Linked DNA regions of Homo sapiens: region 1 is linked to region 2. A link is an interaction called in ENCODE POLR2A ChIA-PET data of the cell type or tissue named here. Cell type or tissue: K562. All regions are shown on one strand.

Region 1 (2,500 bases), 160 kb before region 2:
CCCAACATTCAAGGCCCTCGAGGAATCAGCCCCAGTGTATCCTTTCTTTTTTTTTTTTTTTCTTTCTTTCTTTCTTTCTTTATTTATTTTTTTATTGATCATTCTTGGGTGTTTCTCGCAGAGGGGGATTTGGCAGGGTCACAGGACAATAGTGGAGGGAAGGTCAGCAGATAAACAAGTAAACAAAGGTCTCTGGTTTTCCTAGGCAGAGGACCCTGCGGCCTTCCGCAGTGTTTGTGTCCCTGGGTACTTGAGATTAGGGAGTGGTGATGACTCTTAACGAGCATGCTGCCTTCAAGCGTCTGTTTAACAAAGCACATCTTGCACCGCCCTTAATCCATTTAACCCTGAGTGGACACAGCACGTTTCAGAGAGCACAGGGTTGGGGGTAAGATCATAGATCAACAGGATCCCAAGGCAGAAGAATTTTTCTTAGTACAGAACAAAATGAAAAGTCTCCCATGTCTACCTCTTTCTACACAGACACGGCAACCATCCGATTTCTCAATCTTTTCCCCACCTTTCCCCTCTTTCTATTCCACAAAACTGCCATTGTCATCATGGCCCGTTCTCAATGAGCTGTTGGGTACACCTCCCAGACGGGGTGGTGGCCGGGCAGAGGGGCTCCTCACTTCCCAGTAGGGGCGGCCGGGCAGAGGCGCCCCTCACCTCCCGGACGGGGTGGCTGGCCAGGCAGGGGGCTGACCCCCCCACCTCCCTCCCAGTCGGGGCGGCTGGCCAGGCAGAGGGGCTCCTCACTTCCCAGTAGGGGTGGCCGGGCGGCCATCTCCGTCAACCATTTCTCCCCTTCAAGGACCCTTCCCTCCCACCAAACTGGCCTCCTGTACTGGCTTTTCTCCACCTATAGCCCCTTTCCTGATCTGACTTACCCACTTTTTGCACACTGTAGGTCTTCCCTCACTGCTAAATTTCCAAATCCTCATCCTTAGCTCAAAGGTCACTTTCTCCACATAAGTTTCCTTAACCTCTTCAGGCAGCAGTAATCTCTCCTTCTAAAGGTACTTGCCATCCACTCATCTTACAATTAGCAGGTGCCCAGAGCTACAACAGTGAGCACCAACAGACACTGATCCTACCGGTGCCGCGGATGACCACAGCACATTCCAGGGACCTGCACACGGTCTTATCTCTCCATTCCAGAGAGAAATCTGCTCTGGGGTAGGAACTTGGTCTTGTTTATTCTTCTAAGCCCACAAGAGCCAAATATAGTCCCTGGTCCACAACAGGATGAGCAGAAAAGGTTTGCTTAGCACGCATCTGGAAAAACATCTTTCATGATTTAAAAGGAGTTTACCACTCACACAGCAAGTTTTAGAAAAAACAAAACAAGCTAGTCATGGTGGCTTCTGCCTGTAATCCCAACACTTTGGGAGGCCAAGGCAGGAAGATTGCTTGAGCCCAGGAGACCAGCCTGGGCAACATAGCAAGACCCTCTTCTCTATTTAAAAACAAAAAACAAAAGCAATACAAATAATACAATACAAAAAAAAAAACCCAATCCTAAAATTAAAGACATCTATGATGTTAACTATGGGTTGAAAACAAAACAAAACAAAAAACACTGAAGAACTGAAGACACTAAGAAAAACTGAGGTAAAATAAAAAGGCCAGTAGAAGTCTAAAATGGTACAATCCATTAAGAAAAAGGCAGTTTCTGTAAAACTAAACATACACCTACCCCATGACCATACCTATCTTCCCAAAAGAAAGGGAAACATGTATTTGCAAAAAGACTTATGCAAGAATCTTCAAGGTAGCGCTATACACGATAGCCAAAAACTGCAAACAGTCCAAACATCCATCAACAGGTGAAACGCTGTGTGGTATACCCATACAATGGACTACTATCCAGTGATAGAAAAGGACAAGTTACTGAATCACCCAACACAATGCTGAGCAAAAGCCAGACGCAAAGAATGTAACCGTATGATTTCATTTATAGAAGATTCAAGAACAGGCAAAACATATTATCCTAAGCAAACACAGGAACAGAAAACCAAATACCGCATATTCTCATCTATAAGTAAGAGCCAAACACTGAATACACATGGACACGAAGAAGGGAACAAGGAGACCAGGGCCTACTTGAGGGTGGAGGGTGGGAGGAGGGTGGAGGGTGGGAGGAGGATGAGGATCAAAAAACTACCTATTGGGGCTGGGTGCAGTGGCTCACGCCTGTAATCCCAGCACTTCAGGAGGCTGAAGTGGGAAGATCACCTGAGGTCAGGAGTTCAAGATCAGCCTGGTGAACATTTTAGTAGAGACAAGTAGAAACCTTGTCTCTACTAAAAATACAAAAATTTACCAGGCGTGGTGGCACGTGCCTGTAATCCCAGCTACTTGAGAGGCTGAGGTAGGAGAATCGCTTGAACCCAGGAGGCAGAGGTTGCAGTGAGCTGAGATCACACCACTGCACTACAGCCTGGGCAACAGAGAGAGACTGCCTTAAAAAAAAAAAAACTACCTATTGGGTACCACG
Region 2 (2,500 bases):
GAACCACCCGCCCTGCACCACCCAGCCCCTCTCCTAACCCCTGAACAGGAATGAGGCTTTGGGGGCTGAAGGTAGAGCAAGTAGGGCTGCGACCTCCTCCCCTTACCGCTCCTGGAACAGCTGAGGGCAGCCATCATTAGAGGAACCAAGATCTGGACCCGCGGCTTGGTGAGGCCCGCACGCCTGGCACTGACAGGTGCTATCATCCTCTGGGGGGTCCTGATTGGGATCTTCTGGAGGATTCTGGGGGTGGTCCTCTGCGGGGGCCAAATGGGCCTCAGGCCTCCCTCCCCATCGCAGCCACACTCAGGCTCCGCCCACGCCCCCTCAGGCCCTGCCTCCGCCTCGGTCCATCTCCGCATCGGATGGCCTCCTCCAGCCTTCTCCACCCCAGGACCACCCCGGGCCCCGCCCCCGAACCTTCTGGGGCTCAGGCCTCGCCCCACCCGCACAGGGCCCAGCTCAGGGCCTGGGGAGCGGGGCTCCTACCCGCCTGTTGGGGGCCCGCCTCGCCATCTCCCGCCGGGGCCCCGCCATCTTCGTATTCGGTCACGCCTTCCTGCCGCAGCTCGGGGCTCGGGGGCTGCTCCACTCCCGCCATGTTCAGCGGCTTATACTCGCTTATCCGGAACTGGAGCGCGGGAGGGTCTGAGGATTGCGACTCCCGTACGGGTCCTTGACCCATCTCGGAGTCGGTGCCATGGCCCTCTCTTCGCCTCATGCCAGCTCACGCCCTCAGCAGGCCTCAAGACTCCACGCCAGGGGGCCTCACTCCAAGCTACACCAGCCAAACCCTCACTCCAGGCTACGCCCCCAAGCACCTGCGGGGTCCAGTCCCAGGGTGCCCCACTCTAAGCCACGCCCCCAGGCTCCCACAGGCCCAGTCCCACGGTACCCCACTCTAAGCCACGCCCCCAAACTAACACAGGCCCACTCAGGGTGCCCCAGTCTAAGCCACGCCCCCAGACACCCACAGGCCCAGTCCCAGAGTGCCTCACTCCAAGCCACGCCCCCATAGTCCCCAGGGCCTAGGAGTGCTTCAACTCAAGCCACGCCCCGAGAGTCCCTCACTCAAAGCCCACCCCTAGGGCCCATCATCTGAGCCAGCTTCCCCCACTTCCGTCTCAGGTCCAGCCTCCGGGCCTGCAAGCCCCGCCCCATGGCTGCGGTTTACGAGGCTTAGCCAATCCCCACAGACACTGACCCGCAGGCCGCCCCCTGGGGGCGGGGCCGCGGCCTCTGTCCATTCCAGAAGCCGCACTGTGCTGGTGCTGGAGCTGGCCGGCCCGGCGCTAAGCTGCGGCAGGACGGTGGCAGAAACTGGTTCGCAGCCGGCCACTTGCTCCGGGGCACCCACATGGATTGGCTCCCGGGGAAAGCAAGACACATCCAGGGCACTGCTGGGCAGGCCGAGGGTGGCCGAACTGGCTGTAAACAGATATACAAATAGACACGACACAGGTGAGTCTAGTGGCCCTACCTCAATCCGGCCATGCATGTGTAGGCATGTGAAGGAAGGCAGGTGGAGGACAGTGAAAACGGTCATCCCCTCTCCAGGATCCACACTTGCTTGAGCAGGTACAGAGATGCTCTTCCTTCCCAGACTCCTACCCTAGCTTGACTCACCTGGAATGATGAAGGCAGTTGCGGGCAGGTGAGGACCAGAACCGGGGCTGTCTCCGGCCACCAAGTGCATGCTGACCTCCCCTGTGGAAGGCCCCTTCAGTGTCCTCAGCATCTCCATTTCAGCATGCCCCTCCATCCCAGCATGCCCCTCCATCCTGGCAGGCCTACAAGCCAAACATAGCCCCCAGGGTGATCAGGTGGGGACCTTTGTTACAGCAGCAATGGAGATGTGAAGGGATGGGGCTTCTTTGAGAAGCTAGCCACCTTCAAACCCGTGACCTGCAGAGAAAGGCCTCAGTCCTGTGGGGAGTAGGGTGTCTTCAGAGACCAGCATCAGGTCTGGCTCCTGTTCTGGCCAGGCCCTGCACCTCCCCAGTCTCTGTAAGGATGGTAAGGATGGGTAGGGTGGCATGTGTGAGGGTACTTTGTAAACTGTGATGTACAAAACTGACTCTGGGGAGCATGACTCAGGTCAAGGTTCTGTGTGGCCAGTTGTCTCCAGGACATAGCCCAGGCCACATCCAAACTCACCTTTTTCTTGACCCCACCTCTATCCCCACTGGAATCACTCCCTCCTCCCTCTGGGGATTCAGAGACCTCAAGTACCAGGTTTTCCTTCACCCATACAGGGTTCATCTTCCTGGGAGGTGGGATCTTTCCTGATCATGTTCTTTTATGGCCCTGTCCACCACTCCCTCCAACCCCAAGCACAGGGTGGGCACTCAAGCATCTGCTGAACAAATGTATGCATCTGAAGAGCAGAGACATAGTGTACGAAGACGCAGTCAAGTCAGTACGTGATTTTGTTTTAATAACGCAAAGGCAGTAGAAGCATTTCACAGAGTTCATTCAACAGGTAAAGACATAAAGAAAA

What was found. ChIA-PET counts read pairs that join two places held together with the same protein. Peaks named below come from ENCODE experiments on the same cell type or tissue, not always from the same donor. Only the 100,000 strongest peaks of a DNase experiment are listed, where the experiment ranks them.
Region 1: POLR2A ChIA-PET joins it to region 2 with 5 read pairs; 4 of 35 experiments call an interaction of 5 or more read pairs at or near these places.

The regions. Positions count from the first base shown.
Region 1 is chr20:43,675,893-43,678,392 of GRCh38, reverse strand. All of the region lies in intron 2 of MYBL2 (MYB proto-oncogene like 2), which reads right to left. Among named protein-coding and RNA genes, the nearest start is that of MYBL2, 10 kb to the right of the region's middle. RefSeq lists an enhancer at 1-483. In K562, no CTCF peak of the experiment used is centred here; a DNase peak (open chromatin) is centred at 1,152.
Region 2 is chr20:43,512,766-43,515,265 of GRCh38, reverse strand. L3MBTL1 (L3MBTL histone methyl-lysine binding protein 1) reads right to left here. Exons shown (of 22, transcript NM_001377303.1): 2 at 1,627-1,790; 3 at 1,205-1,428; 4 at 490-631; 5 at 107-257. The coding sequence starts at 1,762. Among named protein-coding and RNA genes, the nearest start is that of L3MBTL1, 6.3 kb to the right of the region's middle. RefSeq lists a silencer at 403-492. In K562, a CTCF peak has its summit at 727; DNase peaks (open chromatin) are centred at 457 and 1,035; H3K4me3 peaks cover 1,422 bases.